2 separate regions of the Homo sapiens genome follow, and region 1 is linked to region 2. Evidence: chromatin loops called from intact Hi-C (ENCODE). Cell type or tissue: PC-9. All regions are shown on one strand. Links, peaks and the distances in the headings refer to the core of each region. The heading gives the core; the rest is flanking DNA. Region 1 overlaps TNFAIP2 (TNF alpha induced protein 2). Region 2 overlaps LOC105370686 (a long non-coding RNA gene).

Region 1 (8,321 bases), core at 200-8,199, 170 kb after region 2:
CAGGTTCTCACCTGAAGTCAGGGTAGCAGGTGGCATAAGTGGCCACCTCAATCTTGATGGCACTGGGGTCCTGCAGGCGAATGATCTCGGCCAGCGTAGGGAGAGCAGGCTGCAGCCAGGTCGCCGGGGAGCCCTGCAGGAGTGGGTGTGGTTGGAGGGACCCAGGGGTCCAGAGGCTCGGGTCAGCGACTCGTTGGGCTTAGAGAGGCACCAGCGGCCTATCTCCGACCCTGAAAGGGCTAGGGGAGAAGAGGCAGCCATTTCAGAGGGGCTTGGGAGAGGTGGGCAGCGGCTTACGTGCTGGGTGCAGAAGTGCTGGATGGTGTCAGCATTGGCCAGGATGTACCCAGCCAGCTGCTGCTGCTGCTCGGCCGTCTTGAGGACCAGGCGCCCCTTGCTGAGTTGGATGATGTACTCCTTCACCAGGTGCAGGTGCAAGGCCTCCATGAGCTCCTGGGAGGGCAAGCAGCCAGGGGCGTGTGAGCTGTCTGCTGATGGGGAGCTCGCCACCTCCCTTGAAGCCTTGTAGCCAGGCCTCCAGAGAGAGGCAGATGCCAGAGCAAAAGACTGCACACGTGCTCGTGCGTCCACATGTGTGCGTTCACATGCTCATGCGTTCACATGCGTGTGTGTTCACATGTGCATGCGTTCACGTGTTCACATGTGTGTGTTTACATGCTCGTGCCTTCACGTGTGTTCATATGTGTGCATGTGTTCACATGCTCGTGCATTCACATGTGTGTGTTCACATGCTCGTGCGTTCACATGTTCGTGCCTTCACGTGTGTTCACATGTGCACGTGTTCACATGCTCGTGCATTCACGTGTGTTCACATGTGCGCGTGTGAGCACATGTGCGTGAGTGTACACAGACGTGCTAGTGTGCGTGTCCGGGCTGCCCCCAACTCCCCAAGACCCAGCCACCAGCCCAGAGCCTCCTCACCTCCCGGAAACAGCCCTGCAGCTCTGAGAACTCAGGCAGCCTCGTGTCTACAGTGGCGATGATGTTTTCCAGGGTCTCCACAGGGGCCGCCCAGCGGGTGTGCGTGAACCTCTTGAACAGTGGCTGAGACAGGAGAGGCAGGATGTCTAGTCACGCCCTGGAGAGGAAGGGCTGCCAGCCGCAGACACGCAGACACGCAGACACAGACACACACCGACACATGTGCCTGGTGGAGGGGCGGGGGGCACTCAAGGACTCCCAGGGAACCCGGGCCAACCTCAGGTCCCTGCTCACAGACAGGAAGTGGGAGCCGGCTCTGTGCACCCTTATCCAAGGTCACCCAGTGCGGCTCAGGAGCCAGGAGAGCCTGTCTGCCGGCCCGGAGGCCAAGTCCACTGCCACTTAAATAAATAAATTCCTTCATAAACAAGACCTTGTGCTTGGCTGGGCCAGGGAGATCAGTACCAGGGGATGTGGGGTCACCGCTCGGGCTTCCACCACACTCAGGCCACCCATGGCCGCTAGTCCCTGACACCGGGAAGAGAACCTCTCCCCTTCCTTTTGAGAGACCCCCCACTTTACACCCTGCTAAAGGAACTACTTGTTTTCACAGCATTTTCTGTGGATTTCTTGGCCCATAACAGATATAACCCCAGCTGCCGATGACCCTGAGCCTCAGTTGCTGGGAGTCAGGCGCGGGGATGGGGGTGGATAGGAGGGGCTGAGGGGATTGAAGGAAAGGTGTCTGCAGGCTTGGGACTGGGCTGTGTCTGAATCGGGGAGGGGCAGTGAAACTTTTCCAGGCCCTCCCAGCCCCAGGCGGCCCCTCCCAGCCCCAGGCGGCCCCTCCCAGCCCCAGGCGGCCCCTCCCAGCCCCAGGCGGCCCCTCTCAGGTGAAACCCCAGGACATGATCGGCGGAGTTCAGAGCCTGCTAGGGTCCCCAACCGGGCATCACCGCTGCACCAGAGCTGGCCCACGGTGCCGTCCACAGGCCTGGAGCGTGTCTTCCCCACATCTTTGCTTCTGCCACTCCTCCCTGGGGGCACCTCCCAGTCCCTCCCTGGGAACCCCCCAACACTGGGCTCCTGAGGGCAAGAGGCTCCCGCTACCTTCAGGTCCTCATGCAGGTTCTGGAGCAGGGTGTCAAAGCCGTGGCTCTTGAGCTCACCCAGGGGGCCCAGCAGGAGGCTCAGGGTGTCCTGGGGTACCTGCCAATTCTGCTCCATGGACATCCTGGAAGGTGGAGGCAGAGAGGTCACCCCAGCCCTGCTCAGCCTATAGCCCCATACCCAGGGAGCCAGACAGCCCCCTCTCTTCACTCTAGAACCCTCAATGGCTCCCCATTCTCTATGGGATCAAGTCCTCCCATCCATGTTCTCCATGCCCTCAGGACACTCCTCCACTACATCCCCTTGTAACTGGGGGCAAGTGAGCCTCCTCCAGTGGTTTGCCCATCTGCCTAATAGACAGATCACTATACCTACTTCACAGGGTTGCTTTAAGGATAAGATAATGGGTGAAACATCTGCCTGTGTGCTTGCCCCAGCCAGCACTTGGGAAATGTTTGCTGCTGCTGCTGCAGGCCGTGGAGTCCTCACACATGTTGCTGGTTTGAATTCCACTTCTTGGCCTAAGCAGCTCCTCCTCCCTCCACCTTCCAGCTCCCCTCTCCTGCCCGCTGAGTGACTCCCACTCCCGCAAGCCCCTCCCAACACTCTCACCGGAAGGACAGGCAGTTGTTGATGTTGGCAATAACATTGGCCCTGTAATTCGTCAGCTGCTTGCCTCTCTCCAGAAATTCATTAAAGGCGCGCTGGTAGCTGGCGAAACCAGAAGGGGCACATTCAGGACCAGCCCAAACACTGGGACCACAGCAGCAGCCTCCCTGCCCTCCCTGCCAGCTCCTGGGGTTCACTTTTCTGTTTGGCTGCCCATAGCCAAGGGAGGGGCCGCTAGCCCCTGGGCATCATGGAACTGGCTTCACAAGCTAAGGCTTGGGCTCCTGAAGAGGGTACCAGCCCATCTCTGCTGCTCCCAGGCCCTCTCTAGAGTTGGGAGACCAGGTAGGAGTGAGCGTGTGGTTGGCTGGAGAAGCCCTCAGAGGTCGAGAGGGAGAGAGCAGAGAGAATTCAGGTGGTGGAGACTAGGAGTGTTGTATGAAGGGGTGGCGGGGTCTCAGTCCCTCCTGGGGTATCCTCTTTGAAGCTAGAGGCTGCTCTGCTGAGAGCTTTGCTGATGGGGTGGGCGCAAGAGGCTCCCACGTTGAATCCTGGTGGAGGTCAGACCACCTGAGGCTCTCAGTGCCCTGGCTGAGTGGGAAACAACTCCTGGCTCAGAATGACAGGGACAGGGGTAGAGGGCGGGGATCCAGCTCAGCTCCCCACCTGAGGCACTAGGGAGGGGCCGTGGCTCTGAGAGCGGTGGCTACAGGGACCCCATCCTGGGCACACACCCACCTCCTCAGGAACGCAGGCAGCTCCACCAGCAGCACCCGCTTTATCTGTGAGCCCAAGTCCAGCGTGATGCTCTCGGCCTTGGCCTGGGCCTGGGAGGTGATCTGCAGGGTGGTGGTGGGTGAGCTGAGCAGGGGCTCGCCTGGACAAGGGGGCAGGGGACGGGGAGGAAACAGGCGGGAACAGAGGGGGTGCCCCGAGGTGGGCATGGGTATGCACACAGGACGGAATGTGCGTGGGGCTCCCCATGCACGTGCACGGGCGGTACGTGTGCCCTGGGGCAGATTGCAGTACCTGGATGATGTCGATGGCCAGCTCGCTGTGGCAGTGGCCGTCCAGCCTCTGGGGAGGCACATCCTCAGCCCAGCGCCGTGCCTCTAGCTCCAGAGCTCGGTCCATCAACTCCCTCACATTGGCCTGGAGGAGGAGGGGCAGGTCACTGGGGCACTATCCCTCACCTCGCTCACCTGGAAGACCCGTCAAGCTCCCTGCCCATGTCCTGTCTGTCTCCGAGCCTCTCCTCTGCTGCCTCCCTGCCCCTCCCTGGCCCAGGTGGAGACTCACCGCCTCACTGGACAGGAATGTGGCCTCCAGCAGTCGGATCTGCCTGGGGGGCAGGAGGCTCCCGAGCCCCATACCCTGCAGCTCACCCACCAGCTTGGGGCTGTTGATGATGTCACTGCAGGCAGGGGAGGCTGGCATGAGGACAACTATACCAAATCAGCACCACCACTCAAGCTAGAGCCCAGGCCCTCAGCCTTGGTCTCTGGCAGGCCCAGACTGCCCAGCACACCCTCCCGCACCCCCACCCGGTCCCCATTTCAGATGATGGGTCCTCCATCTACTTAGTTTGGTTTGGAACAGAAACTCTGAAGTCATCATGCCTCCTCTGACTCTCTCACCACCCCCCCCCCATTAGGTCCTGCTCCAAAATAGCCCCCAAAATCAGCAGCCTCATGCCACTCTGGCGCCCTGGCCGGCTCCCATCAGCTCCCCGCTGGCTCACTGCAAAAGCCTCCTCCCGGCCTCTCTGCTCCTTCCCTCACCTCCAACAATTCCTTCTTCACCCAGCAGCCAGAGCCACCTTTAAGATCTGATCTTCTTCCTGCTCCAAGACTACCTGTCACCCAGATAAAACCCTGCTCCTACTCACAGCAGCCCTGGAATCCAGCCAGCTCCCAGCCCACTGCGCTCCAGCCCTGCAGGTCTTGGGCATCTCACCAGCCCCGGCCACCTCCCAATCCCAGGGGTAGGCCAGAATGGGCAGGAAGGGCTGCCCCAAACTGCTCCACAGACGCATCTTGGCTCACTGTCCTGGCGCCTCTGCAGCGCCCCAGAGCTCCCAGGGGACTGCCCAGCCCTGGCACTTCCTAAGGGCCCTTTGTCTGCCTAGAGGTTTACAAATGACCTTCTCTCTGCCCCTCACCCAATCCAGATGCAGCTGTGTCCCTCCGTTCCCCACATTTCTGGCACACAGGCTTCAACGATGCCCCCCTGGGCACCCTCTCACCAGGGCTCCATGCCCAGCTTGGCTTTAGTTGCCTGTTGCTAACCCCAGGCCAGCAGACCCCGAGGTCACTGGGACAGAAAGACTGGCAGGCAGGGGTGCAGGTGCCCGGCATTTCCTGGTGAGTCAGGACGAGCAAGCGGGAACTGGCTCTGGGCTGGGTTATCTCTCCCGTGGCCCCTGCCCTGTGCCAGTTCCCCTATGCCCTGCTGACTCCTCTCCCACCCTCTCCACTGGACCCTTTCTCTATCCTTCTGCCAGAGGCTGACCCTTCAACACGAACTGAGCCCACAGGCCACCCAAGGCCCCCGAGACGGCAGACACTGCCCACACTGTCTATACCTCCAGGCTTCCTTCCTAAAGTTTCACACTAGGATCTGGGGCCAGCAGTGGCCAAGCCCCACAATAACAGCCCCTGGACTCCCCCGCCCTGGGCCTTTCCACACTGCAGTAAGCCTCTCTCCATGCAGACCGTGCGAATGACGGGCACGCCCAGGGATCTATGGAGTCAAGGGACGCCTGAGGCTGTACTCAGCAGGGGTACCAGCTGCACAGCCAGCCTCCCACCTGAGGGGCTCCAGCTCTGCGGCGGGCTCACAGGGTAACCCTACACAATGGGGGTCTAACAAGACACGTGGCCCTAGCCCATCACTTGGAACTCTCCTGCCTGGGGGTGCCCGCATAGCTCTGCTCAGCTCCAGAGTGCCCTGGAAGAGGACATGCTCAGGAGCACCGACCTTCCTCTCACCTTCTCCCCTACCTGCCCTATCACCCCTCCTCCTGCCTCCTGGCCTGATTCCCTGGCTCAGAGAAGGACCGCTGGCTTTCACCTCCTCCAGGCTGGCTTCCCTGACTTCTCCAGGCCTGCTTTGGGCCCATGCTCTGCACGGGGCCTGGCCTCTGCTGCCACAGCCCTTCCAGCTCTGGATGGTTATTGATTGCTTTGCCCCCTCCTCAGACTGGGCGCTCGTGAATGAAATCCCTACCATTTTCTGTGCCTCAGTTTCCCCAACAGCAGAATGTGACTGAGGCCCAGGAAATTAAGGATTCCAAGAGCAACGCAGACCCAGCCCCAGCCTTATCCCTGTGTCCAGGCCCAGTCTCTGCCTGTCCAGGCTCTGCCCCAGGGAGTCCAAGTCCCACCCCTGCATTCTCGGACCCAAAACTCTGCAAACACCGACCTCACTAAAAGCTGCCGGCGGCACACCTCGACACCCCTCGACACCCCTCCTACAGAGGACACCCTCCCTGCCGGCCCGGGCCCAGCCCCTGGTCTGCTCACTTGGGGTAGAGGTTCTGCACCCAGAGCAGCAGCATGTAGGTGTCGCGCTCGCACAGCTCGAACTGCGCCACGGCGGCCAGGTGGGCCGCGAAGTGCTGGTGGTAGCTCTCGGCGTAGGCCGCCACGACGCCGAACTCGGCGGGGAACAGCGGCTTCAGCCGCTCCACCACGGCCTCCAGGTCCTCCTTCATGGTGCGGCCCAAGTGCAGAAAGACGCTCTCGGGGACCTCGGCGCCCGCGGCCGGCCGCTGGCCCATGCGCTCCTCGGCCGCCTCCGCCACGCCGCGCCGCCACAGCTGCAGCCAGCGCCGCGGGCGCGTGGCCGCCAGCCCCGAGGTCCCCGGCCCCGCCGCCGCCGCCTGGCGGTCCTCGCGCTCCTGCTCCGCCACCACGGCCAGCGCCTGGCGCAGCCGCTCGGGCGGCGCCTCCAGCGGCCGCCGCAGCACGCCCAGCACCTGGTCGCGCAGCAGCTCGTACAGCGCCTCCACCTTGCTCTGGCGCCGCACCAGCTCCTCCTCGCTCACACCGCCCGCCGCCGCCGCCGCCGCCAGCTCCCGCTCCAGCGCCAGCAGCGGCCGCGCCGCCTCCAGCTGCCCGCGCTCCAGCGCCGCCTTCAGCTCCTCCACTGCGCCGGGAAAGCCGCGTCAGCCCCGGCCCCAGCCCACCGCCCACCGGGCGGGGCGGCCAGCGCCAAGCGGGACCGTCCTCCCCTAGACGCGCACAGGGCCGGCGGCCAACACCCTAAAGGGTGATGTCGGTGTCCCTGACTAGGCTGAAGGCCTCCCAGCCCCCCAGATTGCGGCACAGGTGAAAGCAGGGAGACAGACGCGCCTTCCAGCCCCACTTGCCGGCCCACTGTGCAAGTGGCTCACTCACGCGGATGAGCGCCAACCCCGTCCAGGCCCCAGACTAGCTCTAACCCAGGGTCCTAGAGCACCTGTGGGGGGCGGGCCATCCAGCCCCTGCCTGGACCCGGCTGCGTCCTCGGGCTCCGCTGAGCTGGGCTGACCCTTCTTCTTCTTCCCTTTGGTGAAGACGCAGAACACATTGGCCAGGCCTTTGGACTTCTTCTTCTTCTCCTTCTTCTTCTTCGCCGCCTCTTCCTCCTCCCTATATGGGGCTGCCCCAGCCTCCAGGGGTGGCACCAGGTCCTCAGAGGAGGCCTCCGACATGGAGGCCTCTGACTCTGCCTCTGATGTGGACTGCAACTTTTGGGGGCCTCTAGGCAAGTCGAGGGTGCCTGGCACAGGCTGATGGCTCTAGAGGCCTTGGAAGAAGGTCATCATCTTCAGCATCACCCTGGTTCAGGCCTGCAGGCTCCTGCGGGGTGGGGGTGAAGGCATCAGTGGTCACCATGGACCGGCCCTGGCTCCCAGGCTGGACACACAGCTATGCTGGCTGCATTGAGTACACTCAGTCTGTTTCACCCATTCAGCCACCGGGGCTCTGCTCATCTCCTGGCCCAGATGAGCACCAACAACTGTGCTTCCTCCCTGGCCACGAGCATCTCACCATCTACAGCTCCCCTTCCAATACTTCACAGCCCCAGAAGCAAGGAAGAGGCTGGGGACGCCAAGCCCGCCACACAGAGGGGGACTTTCACTTTACTTGGGCAAATCCTTCCCTGCCAGCCCACCCTCTGGGCAGGAAGCAGGCAATGGACACCTCCCTGGATCCCACGGGACCCTAGGGAAGAGGCGGGGCATGGGCTCTGTCCCTTTGGACAGAGCAGGAACAGAGGTCCAGAAAGGTCTGGGACATGCCGGGGTCTAGAACACCAGAACCGGCCTGAGACTGGAACCCAGCCTCCTCCTGCCCAGACCCAGCCCCTCTGCCATCTTGTCCAGTTCTGATCCAGCGGTGGGGTCACAGAAACACAGCTGCTCCAGCTGGGCCATGAAAGGGGCAGAGCCTGACCAGGATCTACAGAAGCCACAGTGGGTGGGACCTCAGACAGCCTTTCACACATCACTGGGGCAAGGGGCTCAGCAAGTCACAGGGCGGCCTGAAGTCACACAGCAACTCGGGTCCAGAACCCAGGCTTCCTGGCTCCCACCCCCTCCCAAATGGGATCGTAGCATCATCACAAAGGCTTCCAGTTTCTGCAGCCTTCCTGGGTGCCCATCCCATCTCTTC
Region 2 (8,321 bases), core at 275-8,274:
AGTGCAGGGGAAACTTGTATCTTTAGTCTCACTAATTTCTACCTGAAATCTAGCATTTTCTTTAATCACGAACATAGGCAACAAACCAGAGTAGTATTAGCAGGGTCCCTGAGTTTGTTACCATCACAGACATTGTCCTGCTGCGTTTCAGTTGTAGCAGATCTAGAAGTGTCAGTGAGGCTCACCATTTGAACCCATAGCAGCTATTAGATCAGCCATAGACCTGCCTAATAACAGTAAAGATCATTATATCACCCAGTTACTGTTTTAAAAACACTTGGTAATATTTTCAATATATTTGGTTTCATTTGTAACCTTATGTATTTTATGTTATGCTGTATAAATGGTACCCTGAAAAGGGCTCTATAGTTTTTACTACATTGGCAAAGGGGTCCAGAGCACAAGATCCAGAATCCGTCTGGTGGGGAAGGGAAGGATTCCTTTGTGGGGCAGGCAGGGCATGTCAGGAAGGCTTCACTGTGTGGAGGAGCCTTACACAGGGTTTTTTTTTTTTGTTTCTTGAGACAGTCTCACTCTGTCACCCAGGCTGGAGTGCAGTGGTGTGATCACAGCTCACTGCAGCCTCTAACTTCCAGGCTCAAGCGATCCTCCCACTGTAGCCTCCCAAGTAGCTGAGACTACAGGCGTGCACCACCACACTCAGCTAATTTTTAATTTTTTTTTTTTGGTAGAGATGGGGTTTTGCTACATTGCTCATGCTGGTCTTGAACTCCTGGGGTCCAGTGATCCTCCTGCCTTGGCCTCCCAAAGTGCTGGGATTAGAGGCTTGAGCCACCACACCTGGCCCCCTATTGGCTTTATGGAGAATATAAAACTTGTCCCTTTTTGTCATGAAAAAGCCATCTGGTGGCTGTCCTTAGCTCCAGGCCTGGCTCCCAGTCAGTGACTCTGACCCACAGGGAACTAAACCCACCTAGAAAGGGACATGGATTTGCAATGCCTAATTGAGTATTTTAATTTAGTCCTATGATATTTTAGTTTGAAACTAAAAGGAATTTAGTAAAGGGAGTGTGGCCAATGTTTAAGGACCAAAGACCTAGGGAATGTTTTGTTTGTTATTCAATTGCAGTATTTGAAGCAATTAAATATATAATTTAAAAGGTTTAAGAGTTCTCATTTAAACCAGCTTGTAAATGAGACTGAACGTAAACCACAAGCCCCTCTGTAAACAGTTGTTAGAACTGGCTGGATTTATCCACAGCATGGTCAGGTTTTTAAGCTGATCTTCAACACTTAAGGAAAAACTAGGTTTTTAAGTGTAGAACTTTAATACCTTAAATATATATATTTTAAAACCGAAGTAACTGCCACTAGTCATTTATGTGCACAGAAGTCTTTCTTTCTGTTTTTTTTTGGCTCACTGCAGCCTCCGCCTCCTGGGTTCAAGCGATTCTCCTGCCTCAGCCTCCTCAGTAGCTGGGACTACAGGTGTCTAGCACCATGCTTGGCTAATTTCTGCAGTAGAGACGGGGTTTCACCATGTAGGCCAGGTGGTCTCAAACTCCTGACCCCAAGTGATCCTCCCGCCTCAGCCTCCCGAGGTGCTGGGATTATAGGTGTGAGCCAGCACACCCGGCCTGCAGAAGTCTTTTTTTTTTTTTTTTTTGAGACAGAGTCTTGCTCTGTCGCCCAGGCTGGAGTGCAGTGCCGTGATCTCGGCTCACTGCAAGCTCCGCCTGGCGGGTTCACGCCATTCTCCTGCCTCAGCCTCCCGAGTACCTGGGACTACAGGCACCCACAACCACGCCCGGCTAATTTTTTTTTTGTATTTTTAGGAGAGACGGGGTTTCACCGCATTAGCCAGGATGGTCTCGATCTCTTGACCTTGTGATCCGCCCGCCTCAGCCTCCCAAAGTGCTGGGATTACAAGCGTGAGCCACTGCGCCCGGCCAGAAGTCATCTTTAAACATCTTTAAACCTCTTCCTGTGGCATCCGCAGGCCCTTGAGATGCTCATCCGAATCTGCTCACCCGTGGGCCTTGGAAGGAGGAGGCTGAATTCCTCCCAGCTGTGGCTTCCCCTGTGGAATGGGATACTCCAGGTCTCCTGGCCTAAGGAAGCGGGGGCTGGGACTCACTGAAGGCTGTAACATTGGGTTGGGGGTTACAACCAGCAGTTTTAAAAAAACGGAGTAGAACTAGGGTTACCAGGTGAATTACAGGATACCCAGTCATATCTGCATTTCAGATAAGTAACTTTTTTAAAGTGTGTATGTCCCAAATATTCTATGGGGTGGAACACACTAAAAAAAAAGTATTTACCTGAAATTCAAATAGCAGGTGTCCTGTATTTGTATTGCTCAATCTGGCAATCCTAAGTAGAATGGAAGAGAAAGTGTGGGAAGGGGCCAGGGCGTGCAGGGGAAATGTGATTGCCTGTGCATTTGTGGGCATGTATTGTAAATACCCACGTGTTTCTTAACTGTGGGTTGGAGCCAGCAGTGAGAAGCCGCTGTCCCTAGTGGTTGTGAGGGCTACGTGTGAGGCTGCCGCAAAGCCGCTTAACAGCGCCCGGGGAGTAACGGGGGCTCACGCCTGTAATCCCAGCACTTTCGGAGGCCAAGGCGGGTGGATCACCTGAGGTCAGGGGTTTGAGACCAGCCTGGCCAACATGGTGAAGCCCTGTCTCTACTAAAAATAAAAAAAATTAGCCTGACATGGTTGCACGTGCCTGTAATCCCAGCTACTTGGGAGGCTGAGGCAGGAGAATTGCTTGAACCCAGGAGGCGGAGGTTTCAGTGAGCCGAGATCGCACCACTGCATTCTGGCCTGGGCGACAGTGAGACTCCATCTCAAAAACAAACAAACAAACAAAAAACCCAGAAAACAGTATGTAGTTTATAGGATAAGGATATAAAGAAAAAATATATGGCTGGGCACAGTGGCTCACACCTGTAATCCCAGCACTTTGGGAGGCCGAGGCGGGAGAACTCCCGAGGTCAGGAGTTCGAGACCAACCTGACCAACAGGGAGAAACTCCATCTCTACTAAAAATACAAAATTAGCAGGGCGTGGTGGTGCATGCCTGTAATCCCAGCTACTTGGGTGGCTGAGTCAGGAGAATCGCTTGAACCCGGGAGGCAGAGGTTGCAGTGAGCCGAGATCACGCCATTGCACTTCAGCCTGGGCAACAAGACAGAAACTCTGTCTCAAAAATTAAAAAAAAAAAAAAAAAGGAAAGAAAATATTTTTATACAGGTGTACAATGTGTGTTTTAAGCTAAGTGTTATTACAAGAGTCCAAATGTTTTTTAAAAAGTAAAAGGTATATAAAGTTAAACCATTACAGTAAGTTAAGGCTAATTTGTTATCAAAGAAAGAAAAATATTTTTTATGAACTTAGTGTGGCCTAAGTGTCAGTGTTTACAAAGTCTACAGTAGTGGCCAGTAATGTCCTAGGCCTTCACATTCACTCACCACCCACTTGTGACTCACCCAGAGCCACTTCCAGTCCTGCAAGCTCCATTCATGGTAAGTGCCCTAAACCTGTGTGTCATTTTTTACTTTTTATGCCATACTTTTACTGTACCTTGTCTATGTTTGTATCTGTTTAGATACACAAATACTTTTTTTTTTTTGAGACAGAGTCTGGCCCTGTCACCCAGGCTGGAGTGCAGTGGTATGATCTCAGCTCACTGCAATCTCCACCTCCTGGGTTCAAGCGATTCTCCTGCCTCAGCCTCCCAAGTAGCTGGGACTACAGGCACCTACCACCATCCCCAGCTAATTTTTGTATTTTTAGTAGAGATGGGGTTTCACCATGTTGGCCAGGCTGGTCTTGAACTCCTGACCTCAGGTGATCCACCTGCCTCGGCCTCCCAAAGTTCTGGGATTACAGGCGTGAGCCACCATGCCTGGCCTAGATCCACAAATATTAATACTTACCATTGTGTCACAATTGCCTACAGTATTCAGTACAGTCCCACGTTGTACAGGTGTGTAGTAGGCTGCCTCATCTAGGTCTTTGTCATGATGTTCACGCAGCCACGAAATTGCCTAATGACACCTCTCAAAATGTATCCCTGTTGTTAAGCAACACATGACTGTATACATAGATACATTTGAAAATAAATTTTTATTTAAAAAGAATATTTGTTTAGAAATAATATTTATTTTAAAAGAATGACAAAGCCATAACATGTTAACATTAGTCATTATTTTTAAATGAAAAATAAGTATGTTCTGAAACCACAACAACAAAGTTAACAATAAGGGTGGCATTAGTTTTCATTTTTGTCAATATCTTTATGGTCTGGCTTGATAGGAGACAGGTAGATTCTCATATCTGCTTCTGCATGAGTCTGTTGTGATACGTTGTTTTGGTTGAAGTTTGTGGGGAATATTCAGCCGCTCACAGACATGCTGTTGGAAAAGGATGAGTAATTCAATACAGTCTTTAGATAGTTGTGACTATCCTTCTTTGATACCACACCAAAACTGGAGATGTTTAAAGATTAGTTATCATGATTATTTAAAGATTCTTTAAAAGATGAGTTATAATCAAAGATTGGTTAAAATGTGGATTAAAGGTTAGTTATAATGTGGATTCGAGATTATAATCTTTAAACTGAAAGGGTCTTGTACATTTTCATTTACTTTATGTATATGATGTGAAGTAGAGCTCCAACTTCGTTCTTCTGCAGGTGGCTCTCCGCTCTCCCAGCTGAAGAAAAGACTGTTCTTTCCCCACTTCACCCTCACATTTGGGGGTCAATTGATTTTGATGAGAGTGCCTTGGCTCTCATCAAAATCAACTGACCCCTAAATGTGAGTTTCTTTCTGGAATCTCAGTTCTATTGTATGGGTCTATATGTCTGTCTTTATACAAGCACACACAGGTTTGACTACTGTAGCTTTGTAGTAAATTTTGAAATCAGAAAGTGTGAATCCTCCAATCTTTGCTCTTTTTCAAGATTTTTTTTTGGCTGTCTGGGTTCCTTGAGTTTCTACATGAATTTTAAGATCAGCTTAATTCCTACAAAGAAGCCAGCTGAGACTCTGATGGGGATTGTCTTGAATCAATGTTCTTTTTGCTATAACTTATAGAGTAAATTAAACAACTGAAGGAAGGTCCCTGTGAGCTGCAGTCCCGGGAGAAGAGGAAACCCTTCAACATGGATTCTGGAAAGAACAGCCTTGGCTTTCTTCTGAACAAAAAGTTCTGGCCCAGCTGGACCCGGGGTGGGCACCGGGAGTGCAGGCTGCTAGTCCTCTCCTGCCAGCTTTGCGAGGCGTGGGGAGCACCTGCAGCATGGCTCACCTGAACCCAGTCCCCAGGCCCATGGCCTCCGAGAGATGAACACTGGCTGCCCAGAAGCAGGTGTGGGTAGGAGGGCAGAGGGACTGCCCGCAGGCGTCCCTGGGCTCCCTGGCTCCTTTCTGCTGATGTGCCGCCTCAGTCGGACAGAGGTTTCAACACACTTGTACCCTTCTCAACACAGGCCAGGCGTCTCCGGGGCCTGGAAGAAAACCAAGGTCAGGGGATCTCCTAGTTCAACAAGGGAGAACAACATGTAAGGAAGATAAAAATTAAAGCCGTGTCGGATGTGAGACACCCAGGGTCTCATATGACAAGACGCGAGTGGACTGCAGGCTGGGGCGGAGCTGTGGAGAGGGAAGACCCGGGGTGGGGCCGGGGAGAGGGGAGGCCGGGGCGGGGTGGGGGTGAGCAGTGGGATCCAGGAAGGTTCTCAGAGGAGAAGATGCCCACCCACACTGGGATTACAAGGAAGATAGGAATTTGTCAGAGGGCAAGGGGACAGCGGGAGGGAGTGACCAAGGGGGTCAGCAGGGGCAAAGGCCAGGAGGTGGTCACAGTATAGGTGTGTGTGGGGATGGAAGGTGTCAGCACAGCTGAGGCTGGGGAAGGGACAGGCAGGGCATCCCCGTCCTCGAGAGCCAGGCCAGAGCACTCGGGGACTGTCCTATGGCCAGCAGGAACCTGAAGGGCTTAGGAACATCCCCTGGCAGCCAGACACAGGATGGAGGGGAGGGCGCGGGACGGTGAAACCCTCTTCTTCTGGAACTCAGCCCCTCTGTCTGGGAGACACAGGAAGGAACTGCCAGGGCTGTGGACTTGCACAGTCTTGCCTGAACTATCTCATCCCTGGCAGTTTTGTTTGTTTGTTTTTTGTTTGTGTTTTAAAGATAGGGTCTTACTCTGCCACCTAGGCTGGAGTGTGGTGGCACAATCATGGTTCACCGCAGCCTTGGCCTCCCTGGCCCAGGTGATCCTCTCACCTCAGCCTCCGGAGGACCTGGGTCCACAAGCACACACCAGCACACCCAGCTAATTTTTATTTTATTTTATTTTATTTGTAGCGATGGGGGTCTCACTATCTTGCCCAGGCTGGTCTTAAACTCCTGGGCTCAAGTGATCCTCCTCCCTCAGCCTCCCAAAGTGCACCTGATATTACAGGCATGAGCAGCTGCGCCTAGACCCTGGCAGCCTTTTGAAATGGAATGTATCTGTCACCATCTTTGCAGATTAGGAAGCCAAGGCTAAGAGAAAAGAGTGACTTCTTCAGGGTCACCCTGTCATCCATGTCGGTGGGGAAAACCCTGGACAGCCCCACGCTACCCTGATTTCTTTCCCTCATCTCTGTCCTCAGACTGGTCAGCAGGGCATGCAATGCCCACCAGAGGGCACCAAAGGCCAGATTTGCCGTGCACTCCCACACCGTTTTGAGTCTCAGATGCGGCCTCCATTGATTAGAGTCTCAGATGCGGCCTCCACTGATTGAGTCTCAGATGCAGCCCCATTGATTGAGTCTCAGATGCAGCCCCTATTGGTTGAGATCCCCAGGTGCAGCCTCCACTGATTGAGAGCTTCACATGCAGTCCCCATTGATTGAGAGTCTCAGAGGCAGCTCCCATTGATTAAGTTTCAGATGCAGCCCCTGTTGATTGACTCTCAGATGCAGCCCCCATAGACTGAGAGCCCCAGAGGCAGCCCCACTGATAGAGAGTCTCAGATGCAGCCCCCATTGATCGAGAGTCTCAGATGCAGCCCCTATTGATTGAGTCTCAGATGCAGCCCCTGTTGATTGAAAGTCTCAGGTGCAGCCCCCATTGACTGAGAGTCTCAGAGGCAGTCCCCACTGATTCCCAGACACAACCCTCAATGACTCTCAGATGCAGCCCCTATTGATTGAAGTCTCAACTGCAGCCTCCATTGATTGGCAGTCTCAGATGCAGCCCCATAGACTGAGAGCCCCAGAGGAAGCCCCATTGAGAGCTCCAGAGCAGCCCCCATTGATAGTCTCAGATGCAGCCCCCATTGATAGAGAGTCTCAGATGCAGCCCCCATTGACTGAGAGGTTCACACGGAGCCCCCACTGAGTGACAGCTTCAGATGCAGCCTCCATTGATTGAGAGATTCAGATGTGGCCCCCATTGATTGAAAACTTCAGAATCAGCCTCCATTGATTGAGAGCCCCAGATGCAGCCTCCATTGAGAGCTTCACATGCAGCCCCCATTGCTTGAGTGTCTCAGATGCACCCCCCACTGGTTGAGAGTCTCAGATGCATCCCCCATTGATTGAGAGCTTCACGTGTAGCCCCCATTGCTTGAAAGTCTCAGATGCAGCCCCTGTTGATTGAAAGTCTAAGATGCAGCCCCCAATGACTGAAAGTCTCAGAGGCAGTCCGCACTGATTCTCAGACACAACCCTGAATTACTCTCAGATGCAGCCCCTATTGATTGAAATCTCAAATGCAGCCCGCATTGATTGAGAGTCTCAGATGCAGCCCCCATTGACTGAGAGGTTCACATGGAGCCCCCACTGAGTGACAGCTTCAGATGCAGCCTCCATTGATTGAGAGATTCAGATGCGGCCCCCATTGATTGAGAGCTTCAGAATCAGCCTCCATTGATTGAGAGCCCCAGATGCAGCCTCCATTGAGAGCTTCACATGCAGCCCCCATTGCTTGAGTGTCTCAGATGCACCCCCATTGATTGAGAGCTTCACGTGCAGCCCCCATTGCTTGAGAGTCTCAGATGTACCCCCCGTTGCTTGAGAGTCCCGGATGCACCCCTCATTGATTGAGAGCTTCACACGCAGCCTCCATTGATTGAGAGTCTCAGAGGCAGCTCCCATTGATTAAGTCTCAGACACAACCCCTATTGATTGACTCTCAGATGCAGTCCTCATTGACTGAGTCTCAGATGCAGCCCCTATTGACTGAGAGTCTTAGATGCAGTCCTCATTGATTGAGAGTCTCAGATGCAGGCCCTATTGACTGAGTCTCAGATGCAGCTCCTATTGACTGAGAGCCTCAGAGGCAGCCCCATTGATTGAGA

The links. Peaks named below come from ENCODE experiments on the same cell type or tissue, not always from the same donor. Only the 100,000 strongest peaks of a DNase experiment are listed, where the experiment ranks them.
Region 1: a loop joins it to region 2, with 5 times the contacts of the local background. A loop is called at or near these places in 3 of 110 quality-filtered maps.

Annotation. Positions count from the first base shown.
Region 1 is chr14:103,125,494-103,133,814 of GRCh38, reverse strand. TNFAIP2 (TNF alpha induced protein 2) reads right to left here. Exons shown (of 12, transcript NM_006291.4): 2 at 7,123-7,505; 3 at 6,186-6,810; 4 at 3,961-4,075; 5 at 3,691-3,813; 6 at 3,400-3,500; 7 at 2,665-2,763; 8 at 2,053-2,176; 9 at 943-1,065; 10 at 298-453; 11 at 12-133. The coding sequence starts at 7,357. Among named protein-coding and RNA genes, the nearest start is that of TNFAIP2, 6.2 kb to the right of the region's middle. RefSeq lists enhancers at 407-975, 976-1,546, 4,840-5,605. In PC-9, for the core only: a CTCF peak has its summit at 7,329; DNase peaks (open chromatin) are centred at 4,004, 4,564, 5,014, 5,364 and 4 weaker places; H3K4me3 peaks cover 4,944 bases; H3K27ac peaks cover 7,171 bases.
Region 2 is chr14:103,291,322-103,299,642 of GRCh38, reverse strand. It overlaps LOC105370686 (a long non-coding RNA gene), which reads left to right. Exons shown (of 3, transcript XR_944246.2): 3 at 5,066-5,569. Among named protein-coding and RNA genes, the nearest start is that of EIF5, 39 kb to the left of the region's middle. In PC-9, for the core only: CTCF peaks have their summits at 745, 3,419, 6,464, 6,671 (motif pointing right) and 1 weaker place; DNase peaks (open chromatin) are centred at 3,462 and 6,672; H3K27ac peaks cover 2,601 bases.